Linked DNA regions of Mus musculus: all the other regions are linked to region 1. Evidence: chromatin contacts called from ENCODE POLR2A ChIA-PET data. All regions are on one chromosome and are shown on one strand. Each heading gives the region's core, a stretch centred on a gene start or an enhancer-like site at or near the end of the contact. The rest is flanking DNA. Distances are from core to core; before and after follow the strand shown.

The links. ChIA-PET counts read pairs that join two places held with the same protein, here RNA polymerase II (POLR2A).
Region 2: POLR2A ChIA-PET joins it to region 1 with 36 read pairs in Patski. The contact joins the promoter of Mcfd2 here to the promoter of Socs5 in region 1. POLR2A ChIA-PET finds 5 or more read pairs at or near these places in 2 of 5 experiments (Patski and embryonic stem cell).
Region 3: POLR2A ChIA-PET joins it to region 1 with 33 read pairs in Patski. The contact joins the promoter of 4833418N02Rik here to the promoter of Socs5 in region 1. POLR2A ChIA-PET finds 5 or more read pairs at or near these places in 3 of 5 experiments (Patski and embryonic stem cell).

What each region holds. Positions count from the first base shown.
Region 1 is chr17:87,105,929-87,109,209 of GRCm38, forward strand. It overlaps Socs5 (suppressor of cytokine signaling 5), which reads left to right and starts at 1,751. Exons shown (of 3, transcript NM_019654.2): 1 at 1,751-2,119. Gm30510 (a long non-coding RNA gene) reads right to left here and starts at 1,419. Exons shown (of 2, transcript XR_877091.1): 1 at 1,330-1,419.
Region 2 is chr17:87,264,655-87,267,718 of GRCm38, forward strand. It overlaps Mcfd2 (multiple coagulation factor deficiency 2), which reads right to left and starts at 1,293. Exons shown (of 4, transcript NM_139295.3): 1 at 1,181-1,293.
Region 3 is chr17:87,281,117-87,284,407 of GRCm38, forward strand. 4833418N02Rik (RIKEN cDNA 4833418N02 gene) reads right to left here and starts at 1,698. Exons shown (of 5, transcript NR_015506.3): 1 at 1,058-1,698. Ttc7 (tetratricopeptide repeat domain 7) reads left to right here and starts at 1,770. Exons shown (of 20, transcript NM_028639.3): 1 at 1,770-2,294. The coding sequence starts at 2,108.

The DNA of each region.
Region 1 (3,281 bases), core at 501-3,000:
TTGTTCTCTGGTTCCAAGAGCTCTGGAGAGAAAGCTAATGTGGTACTGTAAAACAATACAAGGAACAGAGGAGGAGAAGGCTTGGGGAAGTTCGGAAAGTATGGGTTCCAATGTGGAACTTACTCCAATAGACAAGTAGAGCGGCTAAAAGCTGCTTAGGAATGCAGATCTGGCCCTCACTGACCGGACGCCGGACGTCCATCCGTGATTCTATCTGAATGGCTAGATCATCTCCTGTGCACTGTGTGCCTTCCAAATAAGAGGGCTGAGGGCCAGAACCTGCTACTCTCAAGGAGTCAAAGAGAACAGACAGTTGAAAAATAACTGAGAAAGCAATCTGAGGGTGTACAATGTTAAGAAAGGTAGGGTGGGGCTGAAAAGAGTCTAAGAAAAGCCTTCAAGAAAAAGGTAGTCTGCCGGTCCCACTGCAAAGCATTAAAGACTAAAGGTGGTCAAAAATCTCAATATTCAGCAGGTTGAAGTAGGAGCACCATTACCTAGAAGACAGCTTGGGCTACATATTGCGTTCCAAATCATGCTAGGCTATACAGTGAGACTGTTTCAAACAAACCGGACTAAGGTGTGTGTGACCCTATGTGTATGCCGCTGATAGAAGGACCACTTTGGGGAGATACGCAGGGGGAACAGACTACTGTATTTGAATCATGAAGTAAACAAGTCTTTTTGTCTGAGCACCGGAAAGTAGTATGTCTAAGAAGTGGCCAGTTAGCTTACGAGTGGTAACCACGGTTCTACACTTGATCTTAGCCAAAAGGCCAAGAAGCGGTGGTAACCACGGTTCTAAAGGGGCAGCTGAGGAGTCTCGCGGGTATCACAACCCCCCATTCACTTCTCTGTCCTTGCTGTCATTTCCACGGCCGGGGCGATCCACATAAAATGCAAGCAAAGAGAGGAAGCGACAACACCCCTCCCCTCGTGTATGACTCATCTTCGTGGCAGCTGAGAGCCTGGATAGGAAGAGTTGAATTCAATGAGGTGCCCGGTTTCCCGTTGAATATTGGAATTCAGTGACTCGGATGGCTCCATGCTGAAGGGAGCTAGGGAGACTCATTCACATTTTTTTCCTACCCGGCACTCGCAACCTCCATTCAGCATTTTCCCCTTGGTCTCCCTAACGGAGCCCAAAGGAACAAAGCTACTCCCCACCCGCACCTCGGGTTGACCTTCCACCCGAGCGCCCACCCCTAGCCCGTTCCACGGCCACGTGACCCTCTCCAGCCTCCTAGCCTCCCGGGCCTCTCCCCCTCCCCTCCAGTCCGAGCCCGCTTGGCCCCGCCCACCCCGCCCACGTGTCAGCCTCTCTCCCACCTGACTGGCTCCTCCCTCTTCGGCCGAACCCGGCCGCTTGTCTCAGCTGCCCGACTCCAAAATGGCAGCCGCGCACAGCACGCACCAGCGCGGCCGGACCTCCTTAACTCGCCGGCCTCCCCTCTTTAGCTCCCAGCCTCCCTCCTCCGGCCTTCACCTACCCGCCTCTGGATTGGCCGCCGGGAGTCCCGCCCACCTGGAGCCCCGCCTGCCATTGGTCACGGTAGGCTGCCCTTCAGAGAGGCGTGGCCCAGCCCGCCCCCCACCCCGGGAGGTATTTTCCATTCCGGTGGGGGGCTGGGGGGGCGGGGGGAGGGGAGAGGGTGACGAGGGGGAGGCGGCCGGGAAGGGGTGGGGGCTGGCGGGGGCATCCGGCCGAGCTGGGGTCCCCGGGCTCCGTCCGGAGGAAGCGAGGCTGCGCCGCCGGCCCGGCAGGAGCGGAGGACGGGACGCGCGGGCGGTCGCGCTCGCCCTGTCGCTGACTGCGCTGCCCCGGCCCATCCTTGCCTGGCCGCAGGTGCCCTGGATGAGGCCGCCGCGCGTGTCCCGGCCGCTGAGTGTCCCCCGCGGTCGCCCGGCGCCTGCCCTCAAGCGGCCGCCTCTCCTTGCCCGGGTCCCCGTTTTCCCCCGGCGCAGTCCTCCTCCGGTGGGCGCCTCCGCACCTCGGCGCAGGCGGCACGGCCCTCGGGCCGGGATGGATCCGCCGGGAAGAGGAAGACAAGCCGGGGCGTTGAGCCCCTGCGCACGGTGCCGCCGCGCGTAGTGGGAGCTTACTCGCAGTAGGCTCTCGGTACGTCTCGGAGGAATTGCTTTTCGGTGGGAGTCGGGACACCTAAGGGGAAGAAGGGGTCGTCTGGGGCCGATAGGAGGGCATTCGTCATCGGGGTCGTGGTGGGTCGAGACTGGGTGGGGGAGGTCGTCGGTGCCCACTGCCAAGGGTAGAGGGGGTCCAGGCAGGTCACCTAAGAGCTCCATAGCTCCGACCTGAGGGTCCTCAAGGGCGACGATAAAAGGTCTACCGGGACGTGAAGGAAGGACCGGGGAGCGTGGATGCGGGAAAAGACTGGAGCATCTCTGGGGGGTTTAACCTGGGGTGGTTATTACAGGATGCGGAGGCGGCCGCAAGGAAGACCCCGCTCCAAGTCCTTGAGCTTTTAATAAATGGTTCTTTGGTGCTGGGACTTGGGCATTCGAGTAGCTGAAGCGGAGTGAGTTTGTGGAGAGGGAGTTGCATTGACAGAAGGATGCTGAGGAACAACGTGAATACCCTTGGTTTGGTTCTCAACTTTGAAGGCTATGGGGGTCAGCCACGAGCTTTTGGCATTTTTTTATTTTGGTGTTCCAAGCAAAAGGTGGCTGGCTGCTGGACTTCGTCAGTGATTCCTTATTTTAAATTGTATGTATATATTTGATGGGGTTGGGCAGTTACCAGTTCTCCTGGACATTCTTCCAACTACACCTTGACATTCTTACAGCAGCTTCTCATCTACACCGGAGGCCTGCTCCTTTCAAAGTTAACACTAGGCTAGACTGTCCTATTACGATTTACTGACATTTATCCTAGAAGACGATTAAGTCATGCTTGCTTTTAACTGTTTCTTTACAGGGCCGTGTAAAATTGAACTGCATGTTCTATAGAAGTTTAAAAATGGTTTCTCTTTAAGGAATGAAATGAAAAAGATGCTGGTGTTAGAAGGCTCTGCTAAAATGAGCTCGAGTGTTCTAACAGTTGGGAATTTAGTCAAATGCGTACTTTAATCTTAATAGTCTCTCGGATTCATAGTCCCTTTTTGAAATCGGCCTAGCAACGGAAGGAAGACACAGCAGGAAGCGGTGACTGTTGTCTGGAGTTCACCTTTGTGATTGTCCTGCAGGGATGTTACCTTTTTCATGTCTGTGGACTAGAAAGAGTAAGCTGAGAATTGCACAGCTAGTCTGTAGTCTCCTGTTAA
Region 2 (3,064 bases), core at 43-2,542, 160 kb after region 1:
TCATCTCCATGCTCTTGAAGTCCAAGTAACCAGCAAGTTTCTGGGTTACAGAAAGCCCCCACATGGGCTGAGGTTGAAAACTTGTCCTGAATAGGCTGGTGTTTAATAGTCTGGTCCATTTGTTCACTGGGGGATTCCAAAGGAATGCCATGCTACCCTTATAACTAACATTTAACTAAGAGCCTAGTTACATAGGGAGAGCAGAGCTGTGAAGGCTGTGAGAACAGTCAGACGCCTCTCGACAGCAAAACACAGGTCACTAAAGAGGCACTCCAGGGGTATCACACACACCCCCATCCACAGAAAGCATGAGAAGAAATATTTCAACCCAAAGCAAAGCACGCCCCTCCATATGGCAGTGAACACCTAAACATGACTTAAGTCCAATCCAGAATATTCAGATGAGGAGGGGCAGGTCTTGAGTAAAGTACAAAGACAGTGAGTGAGTCACAACAGGCATTGCAGGAAGGAAAGAAGAGCTTGGAAGGGCAATGAGAATCCACAGAAGGACCTGGGAATGGGGCAGGGTGGCTGAGCGTGTCTCTACCTCCCCTGTACTGGACACGTTGAGGAGGGTCAATCAATATTAAAGGAGCAGAAAAGAGAGCTGATTGCTAAGGCAAGGTGTCTGGAAAAGTGAGAGTTTTGAATAGGTTCAATGTATTTGATGAGTGTAGGTAAGAGTGACGCCCAGGCCTCTGGTTTGGGCATATGTGTGGATGGAGGTGCCATGTCCCAGAAAGGGAAAACGAGACAAACGAGCATCCCTTGTCTACCTAACCTCCTAGGCTCAAACTAGCCAACCCTGTCGAGACAACAGGACCTGTGGGTCTGCCCCGAGGAAGGTGGGGGAGCCAGAGGCAGATGGAGTAACGCCTGAGACCCGCGTGCTTCCAGGCCAGCCAGGGTCCGTGTCCAGCCCACACAGCTGGCCCTACAGCCTAGTACTGAGACTCCCAGCAATGGGGTGAGCGCAAACAACAGCGCGGTGCTCAGCCGGGCAGACACGTCTGGCCCCCGAAACCCTCTCGGAAGACAGGCTGCCTCCGTGGGCCACAGGTCCCGCTGCGCCCTGAAGGTCCGCATCCTCCACCCCGCCACCCGGGCCTCCCATTCTCGAGCCCCAGGCCGACCGACCTCTGCCCCGAGGGTCAGGCCTCCGGCCCGTGGGTTCGCTCACCCCGATAATCCCCGACGCAGTCGCGAAGCACTCCAACGTGAACCTTGCCAGCTGCCGTCCCTGGGACGCTTTTCTCCGCACGCCGGTCCCGCCCCTCGCCCAGCCGCGCACGCGCACAGCCTCCCGCCCGCCCACCAACGCTGCCGGCCCCGCCCCCTGTGCGACCCGATCCAGTGGATCCACGTGTCCCCTGTGGCTGGCGCGGCCAGACCCGCCTCCCGAGGGCGACACCCTACTGCTAGGGCCCTGGGGAGGCCAAGAGGCGAGCTGGTTGCTAGGCAAACCTGAGGCTCCGGAACGTGGCTCACCGTGGGTTGTGGGCTGCAGGATCCGGAGGAGGCGGACTCCGAAGCTGGCCAGCCTCACCTTCTCTATACTTTGACGGATATCCTTGCTTCCACTACAAACTGAGAGAGTAAAACCCCTAACTCCTGTCCCAGTGAGGCAGCCGGTACTTCTCGGGGATCCTGCGTTTCCAAGACTGACCTGCTTCCATTTTCTTTTTGCTCCATTCCCTGAGCCGCAGCCTCAAGATCCAGCTAGTAAAGTTCCTGAAATCGTCTGGTTTTGTTGTTTTCTTTGAGAGAAGACAATATATTTAAAAAAAAAAAAAAAAAAAAGGATCCTGCCCTTTGATATTAACAAAATTGTCTTTCAGTGAATGTGTATAGATACAGATAGATATATGAGCTTAGGACTGTACATTTTAAAATTCCTTCTCTCCTTTGTATCTTTGAAGATACATAATCGTATTTTTTTTAGATGCACCTACATCAAAGATGGAGAGAGATTATATCAAAGCCCACCCCCACCCCCTCTTCCTTGTAGCCTTGAAAATTGCCCAACAGCACCGTTTTTGTCTCTTTGTCCCACTTTCCAAGATTAAGATTTCAACATTATCCATAGGGAGAGAAAGCCTCTTTCAAGAGTCCCTAAGATATTGCATCTCATTCCATCTCATTCTGAAGGTTAGATTAATTTGGTCCAGTTCATTCTGGGTACCCTGTAGTTGACTGCATTGTACCTACGATCCTTTGTCCTGGGAGCTACAAATGCAGGCAGTTTATGAAGCTCAGTAAGTAGAGACTGGACCGAGGGTAGCCTGGAGCATTCTTCACCTCACACCTCCTAGACTTTTTGTTTTGTTGCTGATTTGGTGTTTTGATTTTTCGAGACAGGATCTCTCAGTGTAGCCCTGGCTGTTCTGGAACTTGCTCTGTAGACCGGGCTGCCCGCAGACTCAGATCCATCTGCTTCTGTCTCCCAAGTGCTGGGATTAAAGGTGTGTGCCACCACTGCCCTGCTCAGACTTTTTTCTAATAAGCACTTGCCACCAAGCCAGATACTCCACCTTCTCTGTGGATGCTAGCTTTTGTCATCTTTCTCTTTCTACTGGATCATTCTTACCTGCATAGATGCTTGCCCTCTGGTTCTTTCCTACAATGCTATTGAAATGGCCATCTCCATGCAAACCAGGTCTCTTCTGACTTGCTTATTCCTCGAAGTCAAACATGGCTCCCATTGTCTCCTTTGTTTGAATGCTGTGGAGGTGGGTTTGAGTTCTGCTATGCTCAAGCTATGCTCAGTGTGACACACAGTCTCCTGCTGCCTGCTGATCAAGATGCAGAACTCTCAGCTCCTTCTCCAGCACCATGTCTGCCTAGATGCTGCCATGCTTCCCACCTTGATGATAATGGACTGAACCTCTGAAACTGGAAGCCAGCCCCAGTTAAATGTTGTCCTTTGCAAGAGTTGCTGTGGTTATGGCATCTCTTCACAGCGATTAAAAACCCTAAGGCACAGCCACACTTTGAAGCATTTTTTTTTTCTTTCCTGACAACTATGCTTGTTGTTCTCCGGTCTGTCCTCCTGGCATCGCATCCT
Region 3 (3,291 bases), core at 448-2,947, 180 kb after region 1:
CCTTGAATTCTTTTTAATCCCCCTGCCTTTAGTTTCCAAATACTATGACAGCAGGCGTGCACCACCACATGCAACAAACCCCACTTGCTACTTGCCTTTTATCTCACCAGATGTTATTAATGCAGTCACAGCTCTGTGACTTTTTCGTTTGTTCTTTTTCCTATAGGTTTCCACTCTCTCTTCCTAATGCTGGTCATTAGAAGATGAGGATCTTGGCTCTGCTAGCAAAGAGCTGAGACGCGGTCAGGCGCCTGGAGGAACACTTGCTTTGTATCTGAGGCACGAACTCTGTGCCCTCCCGTGCCCACACTCAAACTGATGATAGAGTCAAACAGACAAGAGCTAATGCTCTCTGCAGCCAGTCCTCCAGTATTTGCAACCGTGGTTGACAAAAGAATGGGAAGAAAAGATGGGGTTTCTTTGTTTCTATCAGTCTACCCTTCCCCTTTCTGTCAATCCTGCTGTTCCCTCTGGCCCCAGGGGTATCTCCCACTAACACTCTGACTAGGTAAATTGAAAACGCATTCTCAGGATACCCAAGTCAGTCTTTCACTCTTTCTGCCTTCCCCAACCCTCTCCCCACCCCATCCCCCTGCCCCACCGCCTCCGTGAAACCTAGTTCTGCAGAACCTCAGGTTCTGCACACAGGGGCAGGGAATCTTGCCTTCCAGGGAGGAAGGGGGCTTCATTTCGATCACACGGAGGAGCTGAAGTTTTGATAGGGACCGGCCCTGGTAATGGGCGTCAGGAGCCTGTGCTCTGATAGACCCGAAAACCTTAGTTCTGTACTGAAACTTGAAGCTGTAAATTTCCCGGCAGCAAGGGGCAGGGAGTGGAAGGACCTCCCGGAGAAGTAGAAAGCGGTCAGTTTCGAACTACTGAAAAGCTTGCCTGAAATCATTCTCGAACGTTTTCGGAATGGACCTCACAACAAGTGACTTAAGTACAGGCCCTGGGGATTTTTTTTTCAGTGTTGGCTGTGGTTTTAGCTACATCCTCAATTCCCAGGCAGGATTGACAGCTCCAGTTTCACCGAGGGTGGGGTCACGATACTTGCCTTCTAGCCAGGGTAGTCCTGGCTCCGCCCTCCAAGCCCCGCCCAGAGTCCTTTGAACTTCTGGGCACCGCTGGCCTTAGAGCGGAGCAGAGCGGAGTCGGGCGCTCCCTGGAGTTCTGATCAGCCTTTAGACACCAAAATAAAGTAGCAGCAAGTGGAAAATCAGCTGAGATCCTCTTTTAGAACCCAGAGTAGGCATTCCGATGGAAAGAGGAGTCCGGCAGTTAAAACAAACATAAACCCTCTCCGAGTTGGGGACATCCGAAGAGCTTAGGGACTTGCCCCGGCCGGTCTATCCGCAGCCCTGCGGGCGGGCGCGTTGCATCCGACCCGGATCCGCCAAGAGCCCGGGACCAGGACTGTCCTGTCGGCCGCTCCTCGGATTTGTGACGTGCCTCAGGCTGTGGCGGTGACGGGGCCACCACACAAAGCCGGGCGGTCCGGGCGGAGGACCCCAGGCCAAGAGTCCTGACGGGATGGGGAGGGAACGGGGAGCGAGGCGCCCCCGGGCTCCCGGGCTCCCCGCAGCATTAAAGTGAGCACCCAGTCAGCGGCGGGGAGCCGGCGGAGGGCGGCCCGAGATCGCCGTGTGCGCGCTTGGCTTCTGTGGCCTCGCTGGCGGTCGGCTCGCCTAGCCCGGCGGGGGATAGCCACGCCCACTTTGGGGTGGAGCCGCGGCCCGGGGAGGTTCCGCTGTTGGAGACGCCCGGGCACGGGGCGGGAGCTGTGGCAGCAGCTGCTGCACAGGAGGAGACAGCAGCGTCAGGAGCTGCTGCAGCAGCGGCGGAGGCTGCTTCTGGACGCCTTGGGGTCGCGCAGCCGCAGCCCCAGTCCAGAGGCTCCAGGCGGTGCGGTGGGCGCTGCCGCCGCCGCTGCTGCTGCTGCTGCTGCGGGCCCCTTGCCGTTACCCGGGCCCCCTCTGCCACCCGGGCCCCGGATGCCGTCTGCACTCCCGTCAAGCCTGCTGGAGAGTGCTCCCCAGCCTGGACGCCGCCCCCGGCCTGGTCTCCACTCCTCCGCCGCACCTCCCATGACAGCTCCTGCTCGAAGATGGCTGCGAAGGGCGCGCACGGCACCCACCTGAAGGTGGAGAGCGAGGTGGAGCGCTGCCGCGCCGAGGGCCAGTGGGACCGCATGTTCGAGCTGGCCCGGCATCTGCAGATGCTGGGCATTTCCGGCGGCGGCAGTAGCAACCGGCGAAACAGCCCGAGCGGCAGGTTCACCACTCTGGACACCGGTGAGTGAGGGAAGGGCAGATTCGCCCGGAGCGAGCGCGCGAAAAGCACCGCCTCGTCCAGGAAGCGCGACTCAACCGACCCGTCCCGGAGCCGGCGCTGGGTGCTACCCTCCGGCTTGCCGAGGCAGTTAGGAAAGTCGTCTGTCCCAAGAGAAAAATCGCTTTGCAGATTGGGTGTTTGAAGAGAAGAGAGAGAAAGAGAAAAGTTTGTGCTCTCTGCCTTTTAAGGTCACGTGGGTAACCCTACCCTGAAATGGAGGTTTCTGTAGGTATCAGAGAAGTGCATTCATTAGACCGGACCGTTGCCTCCCTAAACTGTCGAAACTCCCTCATGTTAAATTTGTTCCTCTGTGTCTTCTCTTATTTTCCCCTCAAATAAAGTTGAGACCAAGCTCTGTCCACAGCAGACTTAGACCGATGCGTTTGGTCAGAGAAGAGGCCGGCGAACCTCAGTTTCTTCGCCAGTGGCGGACACTGGCCCCATCCAGTCCTGGCAGCCTGTGGCTTTTGCAGCAGGGCTGGTTTAGTTGGGCTGGGCTCTTGTGCTGGGGCGGGAAAGCACCCTGATGGGGTAGAGGGAGAACCCCGCCCAGTCTTCAGACCCAGATCCTGTTTCGGGTGTCTTGCTCTCTGCGGTGGGAGAGGTTCAGAGCCCGCCGCGTGTGCACACCCACCTTTTCCGAAGTGGGCAGAGAATAAGTCCGACTATAAAGAGTTTTCCAAAACCACCCAGCCCGGGACACCTCTGTGGGAGCGATGGGGTGATTATAACCCTGATCCAATATAGTGCTTACTGTGTGCCACACCAACCTCGGGACTTTAGCCGTCACTCCTCCCAGCGACTCCTGTTTCCTGGATTTGCTGTATTTATAGGTAAATAGCTTCATCAATCAGCCAGTAAGTTGTGAAATCTGAACCCAGGATTCTGAGTACACCTTTTCGTTTGTCCTGTGTTCTCTCAAAGATGAGTACCCTTGCAGAGCAACTAGAGTGGATA